2 separate regions of the Homo sapiens genome follow, and region 2 is linked to region 1. Evidence: chromatin loops called from intact Hi-C (ENCODE). Cell type or tissue: dorsolateral prefrontal cortex. All regions are shown on one strand. Each heading gives the region's core, and the rest is flanking DNA. Links, peaks and the distances in the headings are about the cores only. Region 1 overlaps TNNT2 (troponin T2, cardiac type). Region 2 overlaps PKP1 (plakophilin 1).

Region 1 (5,363 bases), core at 236-5,235:
TGACTCATGCAGGGAACACTCTGTCCCCCTCAACAGCACTTTTCCCATGTGCTGTTTTGGTGACTCCCAGGAGCAATGATCTGAAGCCCTTTCCACTGCTCCTGCCTCCTGGGCTGCACCCTGGGCCCTCCACCCTCTCCCCAGCTAGAGGCAAGCAGGGAGACCAGACAGGGGAAAGCTCCTTAGAGCTTGGCAGACACCGGGGACCTGTGAGAGCAGGGTCTCGCCTCAGTTTCTCTCTCTCTCTGAAGGGGACGTGACAGAAATGCCAGTCAGTGTGTGGTGGCTTTTTATTACTGGTGTGGAGTGGGTGTGGGGGCAGGCAGGAGTGGTGGCTCCCACCTAGGCCAGCTCCCCATTTCCAAACAGGAGCTGCCTGGGGTGCCCAGGAGGGCCCGGGAACTGGGGGAGTGCAGGCCGGAGGCAGGTGCGAGCGAGGAGCAGATCTTTGGTGAAGGAGGCCAGGCTCTATTTCCAGCGCCCGGTGACTTTAGCCTTCCCGCGGGTCTTGGAGCTGCAGGGGAAGCAGGACGCAGTGACATGGAGACACAGGCAGGGTAGTAGGTCACCATGCGGCTGGGGTAGGACTGGGGTGCCAAAGGGGAGAGGAGCAGGCTGGAGCTGCCTCCAGGGGCAGAATAGGACAGCAGCCTGAGGCTGGAGGGAAGCTTCTCCGCCCCACATTTCACCCCCACCAGCAAGCAGAGGCCACAGGGAGAGAAGCACGAGGCCCCGGAGGAGCCAGAGAAGGAAACCTGTGGGCTGAAGCAGAGGAGGAAGGGCTGGGAGCCTGGGGCCCTCCAAGGAGGAATGGGATAGCTGGAAGGTAGGGAAGGAGGGGGCAGGGGGAGGGCTAGGCGAGAATGACCTCAGACACTTACACTTTCTGGTTATCGTTGATCCTGTTTCGGAGAACATTGATCTGCAAGAAAAGTGGGAAGGACAAAGAGCAACGCTGGAGCTGACTGGCTCAGGTCCCAGGTGGCCTGGGGATGGGGAGAAGGGGGCTGAGTGCAGCAGTGCAGGAGGAGAAGGAGGAGCATGGAAGAGTAGGAGGGGTTAGGATAGTTAAGGGTCAGGAGGGGCCCGTGTACCACAGGCAGAAGCCAAGGAGAAGCTTCCAGGATGCCTCATGGGCCTCCCACTGTGGGGTCCCAGGGCCATAATAGGTTCAGGATATGAGAGTCCCATAAGAAGGGCCTCTGAGAGCTGGGCACAAAGCTGGAGGCTGTGTCATGGAGCCCTCCTAGCAGCCCAGCCCCAGACCCCTCTGGGGCACCCCTGCCCAGCTGCCCACCATCCCGGAAGCTGTGCCCTTTGAGCAGTAGCATCCCCATGCACCACCCCTGCAGGGTGCTGCCCCAAAGTTTGGCAAATCTGTGTCCTGTTGGCCGGTGCAGAGTTCAGTGTGGAACCAAAAAAAGAGAAAAAAGTGGAAGGCACAGGACTAGAGAGGCCATAACAATGGCTGACACCTGCTGAGCATTTAGTGGGTGCCAGGCTCTGTCCTGAGCACCTTCCCAGATATGAACCCATAGGGCTGCTATGAGGGCATAGTAAGTTAATACATGGGACATGCTTGGAACAGTGGTTGGAACACTATAGCAATAATAACAATTAGTATTATCTCTGTAACCCTCACAATCACCCTCTGAAGTATATTGTAGTGTTACCTGTGGAAATGGAGGCAAGGAACAGTGGACTAACTCACCCAATGTCACACAGCCAGTGAGGGGCACAGGTAGAAATTCAACCCAGGCATTATGGCTCCAAAGTCCATGCCACTGTCACCAGGCAATACAGCCTCTCTCCGTATTGGGAGGTGGGAGTACCCTGTAGCCACTGCAGCCTGAGCCTGCCCAGCGAGGGGCTTCTTGCCCAGGGAGGAGTGGTTTGGCAGGAGCAGCAAAGGAGACCTTCCAGGGGAAGCTGAATTCTTCCCTTAGGTAGCAAAGAGGCCCTGGGACCGGGGCTCGGGGGTGGTGGGTAAGGAAGGACTGGCGCCCAGGTCTAAGCTCCGGTATGCAGCATCAGTGTCCTCTAAGCCATTTCCTTGCCTGGTGTCTGTTCACCTAAGACCCTCATTAGTGCACATAGGACTCCGAAAGACTGTGAGCTTGAGGCTCAGCCTAATTGTGCCCACACCAGGACCTTGGGTGTATGTGGGGAGAAGCACCTCTCTGTTGGCAGCACTCCCCTTCCACTGGGGGTCCTGGCTTGGTGCATCCTGGTCCTTGTAACCAGCTCAGATCACTGAGCTGCTGCCTCAACGTGTTGGAGACCCCCAGGGTTGGAACACCAGGAAAGTGTCTCTGCTCAGCCCCAGCGAGCTCTCAGACACTTCCAGCAAGCAGTCGTCAATGCGGTGGACATGGAACACTGCTGAAGGCCAGGCAGCAGGGGCAGATGCAGGAGCTGAAGGGGGCTGTTGGGGAATAGGGACAGGGACCCAGGGACCTGCAGCAGTATTACCGGACCCAGTGAACCAGGAGGAGTGTGAGATGGAGATGCTGGGCGGGGACAGCATGGCGGCCCACCTCATATTTCTGCTGCTTGAACTTCTCCTGCAGGTCGAACTTCTCTGCCTCCAAGTTATAGATGCTCTGCCACAGCTCCTTGGCCTTCTCCCTGCACGGGCAAGGGTGAGAATGGGGAGGTCCAGTAAGAAAGGGCCCTCCTGGGCCTCCGTCCTGGTCCCGGCCCAGCCCCCAGCATCCCAGCCCTCCTTCCCACCTCCAGGCCTGCCAAGGGTACCCCAGCCCACCCCCTGGGCCTGACCCAGCCTGGGGACCAGACGGCAGCACCCAGTGCTCAGGAACGGACACCAGGGACTGCCAGGGCAAAGTTCCAAGAACAAGCGGGGAGCAGGAGAAGCCCTTCTGGCGCAGGAGAGCATCTAGTTCAATCCCCTGTCCTGACACCCGTGTGCAGGTGGGTAGGTGAAGCTCAGAGGGGTGGGGCACCTGCTCAGTTCTCTTTCCCCATCAGCAAAGCCCAGAAAGGAGTTGGCCCGACCTGCTGGGGCCCAGCTCTGGTCCCACCAAACTTGCCATGGGAAAATATGTGAGGCAGTCCTGCCCTCTGGTGGCTCACAGCAAGAAGTGCCCTTGGCCCGACCCCTCCCAGAGCAGATGCGGGCAGTGCCCCAGGACCATTCCTCCCAGCCCCCACCTCAGCTGATCTTCATTCAGGTGGTCAATGGCCAGCACCTTCCTCCTCTCAGCCAGAATCTTCTTCTTCTTTTCCCGCTCAGTCTGCCTCTTCCCACTTTTCCGCTCTGTCTGGAGGGTGTGGGAAGCAGAGTAAACTGGCCAGATTGCCCCCTCCCTGTCCCCTAACCCTCCCCAAACCCCCTGGGGGTGGAGCAAGGCCTGCAGGAGGGCCAGGTTCTTATGCTCTTCTTCCTGCCACACCCCCCAACTACCAACTACATGTATTCCCTAGGGAAACTGAGGTAGGGGCAAGAAGGATCACGTCAGTCTCTTCCTTCTTTGCCTAACTAATCTCTTTCACCTCTCACCAGCTTCCCCCCTCCCCAGCCAGCCCAATCTCTTCACTCCTCCCCTCCAGCAAGGCGCCTTCCCCTCCCAGGGAGCTCTCCAAAACTATGGGGAGGAAGAAGGCTTGAGGTTTTTGGTACCCACCTGGGCCTGCTAAACCGGGAAACCATGAGAGAGAGGCCCATAGAAAAAGACCAAGACGGCAACAGAGACACAGAGAGAAGGCAGGAAGACAAAGGCAAGGAGAGACATGGAAGAGAAGATTCAGATACTCGCTGTAGTCAGCCGGGTTTACTAGGACGTGGGTCTGAGGGTTACAGCAGGGGCTGTTCGGTAGCATGAAGACTTTGATGCCAAAGTCTTGGCTGGTGTGGTCACCATGGGGGCAGAGGCAGGGGGTGGCCTAGTCCTGAGCTAGGGACTAAGCTGGAAATCTAAGAAAATGTTTTGATTCCTTCACTACCTAGAGAAAATCAATTTCACATATCCCTCCTCCCTCGAGAATGGAGGACCTAGGAGGAATGGGGCACAAAAGTTAGGGATCGAGAGTGAGTTTCCAGGAACAAACAACCTCACATCTGTGTGGCACATAGACACTTTCCATGGTAGCTCATTTGAGCTTCTCAAAGCATCAAGGCAGGCAATATGAGTGCCAGTTGAGGAAACCGAGGCTCAGAGGTTGCAAAAGGTCACACAACTGTATGTGGCAGAGCTGGGTCTCCAACTAGAGCTCTGACTCTAGGCACAAGGCTCTTCCAGCTGCACCCAGCCTCCTTGGGGGCTCCTGAGCACTGCTGGAGCCAGGCATGGGGGGCACCATTGGTGCCCCAGGCTCTGCCTGTAGCCCCCTACCCCAGCAAGCCCCTCCTAGTGCAAGCCGCGGTCAGGCTGAAAACCAGCTCAGGGCTGGGCATGAGGAGACCTCAGTCTTCCACCCACAGCAGCTGGGAATCTCTTCCTGGGACCTGACCTAAAGTCTACCTGCTGCAGTGGACACCTCATTCCTCAGGGCTATACTAGGATCTCCTGGCAACCCCTGCTGCTCCCTACCTACCTTCTGGATGTAACCCCCAAAATGCATCATGTTGGACAAAGCCTTCTTCTTCCGGGCCTCATCCTCAGCCTTCCTCCTGTTCTCCTCCTCCTCTCGTCGAGCCCTCTCTTCCTGATTTACAGCAGGGAGGAAGAAAGCAAATTAGGGGAAAGGATTGGAAACCCTGATTCTGGGCTGAAGCTTGTGGTCTTTATGGGTGAGTTCAGCTTTCTCTCCGCTCAGCAAGGAGCTTTCTGAGAGGGTAGCTCCCAGCACAGTGCTGGCCCACAGGAGTCCACTGACTGAGAAATGACTGCGTGATTGAATGAGGTCCTGATTCCCAAATGTGAGGTCTCGTCATCCCCTTAAGCTGGGAGTGCCCCTGGAAGACCTGTTGCTCTGGAAATGCCTTCAGCAGCTGCACAGGAAGAGAGCTACGGGGCCTTCGGTTCCCACGAAGTCTGCACTGGGGAAGGGATGAGGGCTGGAGAGTCTTATAAAATAACACGTTCATAAGGACGCAGGCATTTCTGTCTTGTTTGCTGATGTATTATCAGAGCCAAGACAATGCCCAGCACTTCCTAGGTTGATATTGATATTGTCTCTTTTTTTTCCTTTTTTTTTTTTTTTGAGTTGGAGTTTCACTCTTGTTGCCCAGGCTAGAGTGCAATGGCATGACCTCGGCTCACTGCAACCTTGCCTCCTGGGTTCAAGCGATTCTCCTGCCTCAGCCTCCTGAGTAGCTAGGATGACCGGCATGTGCCACCACGCCTGGCTAATTTTGTATTTTTAGTAGAGACAGGGTTTCTCCGTTGGTCAGGATGGTCTCG
Region 2 (5,363 bases), core at 222-5,221, 51 kb before region 1:
AAGCCACTTGCGAGGTGCCCCTTGTGATGGGTCAGCTCTGCCCAATATCCCAGTCCTGACTGAAATCCCAGCAAGATGAACAAGGGTCACTACATGCCTACTACATGAGAGCCCCTCATCTGGGCACTGAGTGGGGAGTGGCAGGTACTAGGCAAGTCGCAAATGGAACCTGTCTTTGAAAGACTTCTAATCAAGGTTCTTTCTCCAGCAAGCCCTCACCAGGCCTGAGAGGCACGAGGACTCCATGAAACTGTGCGTGCACTCCCTTTCATGAAAAGGGCCTTGGGAGATCACGCTGCTGAAGATGGCCCTGTTGGACACTGCTGGGTGTGTGACTTGGCAAGCAGACCAGGGTGTGTCTCGCTGGAGAACCGGTTTGGCCGGCCCCACCCTGCTGGCAGAAGCTTGGTTTCAAAATGGGCTAATAGCTGGGGACACAGACACTCTTTTCATCATACCCAGCTCCCAAGGAGTCCAGCAGCTTCTGTCTGTCCAGCTAGAGTTGGATAGAATTCTCTGGGCTCAACCACCCAGCTGCTTTGCTCAGGTCAAGCGGTAAAGGGAAGCATTCTGGACATCACAGCTGGACCCCATGCCGTGCACCGGCACAGGCTGCCTCACCCTGCCTAGAACGGCCCTACCTACCGCCAGCCCACTTTACTCATGGTGCCTTCTCTCTCTTCTGTGCCCTGGAGGCCATGGGAACTGCAGTGCTGTCAGCATCCTGAATCTCCACCCCTAGCACAAATTCTCACAGTCACAGTCCACCTTTCACTGAGCTCTTGCTGTGAGCTCAGCCCTGTTTTAGGCATCTTTGCCCTGGAGAGCTCAGGGAAATGACAGAAACCTACATTAGCAACTAGAAAACAAACAAGACCAGAGGCCCCTGGCTTTAAGGGCAAATAATTCCAACTCTGGTCATTATGGAGACAGGGCTGGGTTAGAACAGGCCTTTTGGAGATGACAGGTGGAGAAGAGGCCTTAGATAAATGTAGGATTTGGGAGGCTGCAGGTGAGGAAAAGCTGTCCAGGGTGGAGGAGCATCTGAACAGAAGCAGGGAGCCTGGGATGTGGCTGAGGTCATGGGGCAGCTTAGAGGGGTGTGCTGGGGAGGGGAAGAGATGGCTGGACAGGCAGGGTGGGGCTGGGCTGGGGAGTTTGTCTTGTAAGGAGCAGACACTGTAGGTTCTCCAGCACGGCAAGAGCTGATGAAAGCTTTCCCTAAGGAAGGTGGAGTGATGGCATCGCAAGGCAGGGACCAGAGCCCTGGGGGCTGGGCAGGGGCCAGTGGGGGGCACTGGAGTGGCCTGGTGGTAAGCTGATGGGACCCGGAGTCAGAGCCTGGGCAGTAGGGGTGTAAAAGAGGGGAGTCAGTAAGGACTCTCTAATGGAAGGACAGGAGGATGCCATCTCTTTTTGAATGGTTAGTTACTGCCCTATCCGATGATTTGGGCAAGCTGGAGCTTTTCCAGCTTTGGGGGCCACTCCACACTGAATGGCTCTCTCAAGGGGCAACTGGTCATATTCAGTTCTTTGAGGCCCTGGATCTGGGGCTTGTATTGCTTCACTGAGACTGTCTCCTTGCCTATAAAGGAGGGGTTGGCCTCTGAGAGCTTCCTGACTTAATGAGGGACAGGAATAGAGGGGAGCTTTCAGTGTGGGGTTAAAACACCCCACTTCTCCAAGAAGGAAGGGGAGAAGGGGAATTACACAAGCAGGCGGCAAAGCGGGGACTGGCTGGGGGGCTCCTAGCTAAAAGCAGCTTTTCCTGGCTCACCTCGGGCTGTGGGACCCCTCAAAAGCCCCACTGGTCTCCCAAGTGAAGAAACATGTCTCTCAGAATGCTCTGGATTTCTGTCTGGCTGTCCAGTCTAGCCTGCTGTCTGGCAGAGTGACCAACTCTGCTCTCAGGAAATTGAGTTTCCAGCCTCTGGAATGTTCTGATCCATGGGATAACCAGACAAGAGGTTGTGTGTGTGTCACTGTCCTTTGTATTCAAACAGCCAGACGCTGCCAGCAGATTGCTATCTGAGTGTGGGGGTGTGGCTGGGAGAGCCGGCATTGGCGGTGAAGCTCTCCCACCTGCAGCGGGCGCACGTGCACTGCCCGTGCATCCTCTTCTGGCTGCAGCTGCTCTCTCGGGACCTGGAAGACAGTGTTTGGAAACGTGTGGGGACATTTTGCAATGACTGTGAGGCATTACTAGCATTTAGAACCTGGAGGCTGGGGCACTAAACATCCTGCCATGCTTGGGACAGCCTATACAAAGAATTGTCCTGCCTCAGGTGCCGACAGCACCCAAGTAAAGAAACACTGCACCATTCATCATAAAGCCTGGCTTCACTCGAAGTGCCCCATCTGGGCAGACCATGCTCCTCCACTTTTCTGAGACATATTTAGACCCATTCTATGTCTGTGGGGTGAGACTAGCACGGGGCTCTGATACTGGTGCATACACTTTCCTGGGCTGTCTTGGCTTCCTGGGTTCATCCTCTCTCTTATGACACCTGGTATCCCATTTAGGTATGTCACAGGTGACATAAAATCTCTCCTTTAGGAGCCAAGTCCTAAGGCAGCCAGCCTGTGCCCAATCTAAGAGTCAGAGGGATATGATGTCCCTACCGAGCAAACACTCATATCGTGGACTGTCCTGAGTGCTTTACTAACATTAGTTCACTGGATTCTCCCAACAATCCTCTATGTTGGCTACAATTATACTAGTTTTACAGATGGAAAAACTGAGGCACGTTGGGCTTAAGTAATTGCCCAAGGCCACCCATTGGGCAACGACAAGGCCAGGCAGGCTGGCTCCAGAGTCTGTGTTCTTGACCTTGGGTCTTCCTCCAGTTTGTAGATCTCAGCCCAGTGAGCTGGAGGAAGCACCTGGATTCCCAGGCAGTTGCTGCCGTTTCAGCCTTCAAGGCTGCAGGCTTCATCCAGGTCCCAGGCCAATTTGTGCAGGGAGAGCTGGTGGCAGTTCACCTCCTTGTGCCTTGGAGGGAATCCAGGCCCCCTCATGGTACTTGGGGAGGACGGGGTCTGAGAGGAGGCTTTACTCCTGCTTGTCAAAGTGACAGCAAAGGGCCATGATGATGGGAGAGAGTCATACCCAGCTGTCCTCAGGCAGCACAGCCCACCAGCACCATGACACTAGGAGCTGGGGTGGGGTTCCCAGGAATGGGTGACGCCACTAGGGTGTGGCTGATGGTGGTAGGCTGGGAAATGCAGTCCCACGGGGATGTCTCTGCCTTCCCCACCTTGCCCGCTCCCCTGCAGGTGCAGCCAATGCCCATTCCCTGTGGGCAGCCCACCCTTGCTGAGACTTGGCAAGGCTGCCAGCTGCTCCTTTTCCCAGCACAGGAAAGCAAAGCCCAAAGCCTCTGAGAGGCTCAATCAGCATGATCACATGTTTGCTGGTTTTGGGCCAGGATGAGTGTTTGGGCTTCTCATTAGGTGTCTGAGATGACGTCCAGGCGTGTCGTTTATGGAGAACAAGGGTGCTCCTTGTTGCATTTCCATTTAAGGCTTAGCTGGCTCTTTGCCCTTTGGCAATGCTGGGCTTCCCCCTCCATGTTGTCATCTGCCACCTTCCTTCCCCTGAGAGGAGAATGGAGGGTGTGGCCATTTGTAAAGGCTTTCATGGCATATTTTGCCTGTAATCTGCAGGACACGCATTCCATACCCAGATGCTCAGAAAATTGCCCAGCTGCTCTCCCCATGCCTTGTGATTGTCCATCTATGCCTCTCCCAACAACCAGACACCAATTCTCTTTGGAGTAGGTTGGTTGACCCAGTTTGGGGAAGAAAATTATGCCTGCCTGAGTGCACAGCTGGGCGTGTGGGTGAAGGGGATGAGCAGGCTATTGCCAAGGTTAACAGTCTGTGGCTTCTGAGTTTTGGATGCAACTTCTGACTGGTGGTTTGACACCCAGTCTTTCTGGGAGCTCAAACCATGGGAGTTTCCTGCTGTCTGTGACTCCCTGCAGAGATGAAAAAGGACCAAGTCGAGTGCCAGCCCCTCCCCAGCTTGTGTGGCTAGATCTGGTGCAGAAGGGAATTACCCAGTTGCCTAACGACCTCCCCTACACACACATACTCTCTCTCTCTCAGGGAGGGGCAGGGGTGGGCGGGCAGGCCCTAGGTTGCTGGGTTTGGCCCTGGCCCATCCCAGCAAAGGTGAGTCCCAAGTCAGCACCTGTGTGGAGATGTTTTTTTATCATACTCGATGTTGATCCTCTACTATGAGAACAAGTTGGAGCAGGCCAGACCCACCAGCTTGTGAGCTCCTGGGAAAGTCCTCCTCGGACAGTTCTGTTCCAGAACTGATTCGCACCAAGTCTCCAACCTCACAGGCCCCTCCCAAGGAGGCCGACTCCCCACTTGGGCTCACACAGAGCTCATGAGGCACCTCATTGTCTGTTGTATGTTTTTGTGCCGGATTGAGCCTCTGCCCAGCTTCTCCCCATTGCCAGCCTGACAACAAAGCCCAGGAGGCCCTCCCTGTACCCCACCTTGCAGCCCCAGGCCTGCCTCCATGTGTGCACGCAGGCCCCTAGCTCACAGTCCCTTGTAAAAGGGCCCAGGGAGCAGGAATATTGTCCCTCTTTGGCCTTTGAGGTGACCTGTTACCCTTTGCTTCTTGCCCTGGAAGAGGGGAGGCAAGATGAAGAGTTTAGCAGAAAAGAACAGTAGAAAACAGTCCTGGCCAGAATAGAAGTTTCTGTGTGCTGAGTATAAGGGGCCCAAGAAGGCTGGCTGTGTGAGAAGCTGCTGGTGTCTGGGAATGGCATAGGGCTTGGAGACCCAGACTCAAGTCCAGGTTTTGTCCTTTCCTCACCGAGTGACTACTAGAAGGTCACTCTTCTCTGGGCCTCCAACTCCCCCTCCTGGACTGTACCATGTGGGACCAGATCAGAGGTTGTCAAACTTTTTTGACAGCAATTCACAGTAATAAATGCGAAGGATTGTTCTGCCTCAGGTGCCGACAGCACCCACGTAAAGAAACACTGCACCATTCGTCATAAAGCCTGGCTTCACTCGAAGTGCCCCATCTGGGCAGACCATCCTCCTCCACTTTTCTGAGACATATTTAGACCCGTTCTGTGTCTGTGGGGTGAGACTAGCATGGGGCTCTGATACTGGTGCATACACCTTTCCTGGGCTGTCTTGGCTTCCTGGGTTCATCCTCCCTCTTATGACACCTGGTAGCTCCTTTAGGTATGTCACGTATGTTGCAACCCAGTACCCATACACTGTTTCACAAAACAATGTGTGACTTTACTACCTGCACTGCACTCTGATATTTTATATTCCAGGATATATTATTCTATTCCATCTTTTTAAAAATGATGGCCATAGTCTTC

Evidence for each region. Peaks named below come from ENCODE experiments on the same cell type or tissue, not always from the same donor. Only the 100,000 strongest peaks of a DNase experiment are listed, where the experiment ranks them.
Region 2: a loop joins it to region 1, with 4 times the contacts of the local background. A loop is called at or near these places in 11 of 110 quality-filtered maps.

The regions. Positions count from the first base shown.
Region 1 is chr1:201,358,742-201,364,104 of GRCh38, forward strand. TNNT2 (troponin T2, cardiac type) reads right to left here. Exons shown (of 17, transcript NM_001276345.2): 12 at 4,555-4,665; 13 at 3,645-3,653; 14 at 3,172-3,281; 15 at 2,538-2,628; 16 at 882-922; 17 at 273-514. The coding sequence ends at 469. Among named protein-coding and RNA genes, the nearest start is that of TNNT2, 16 kb to the right of the region's middle. In dorsolateral prefrontal cortex, for the core only: CTCF peaks have their summits at 3,087 (motif pointing left) and 3,287; a DNase peak (open chromatin) is centred at 3,080.
Region 2 is chr1:201,307,594-201,312,956 of GRCh38, forward strand. The region is part of intron 2 of PKP1 (plakophilin 1); the gene reads left to right. Among named protein-coding and RNA genes, the nearest start is that of PKP1, 27 kb to the left of the region's middle. In dorsolateral prefrontal cortex, for the core only: a CTCF peak has its summit at 2,151; a DNase peak (open chromatin) is centred at 2,068; H3K27ac peaks cover 634 bases; H3K27me3 peaks cover 838 bases.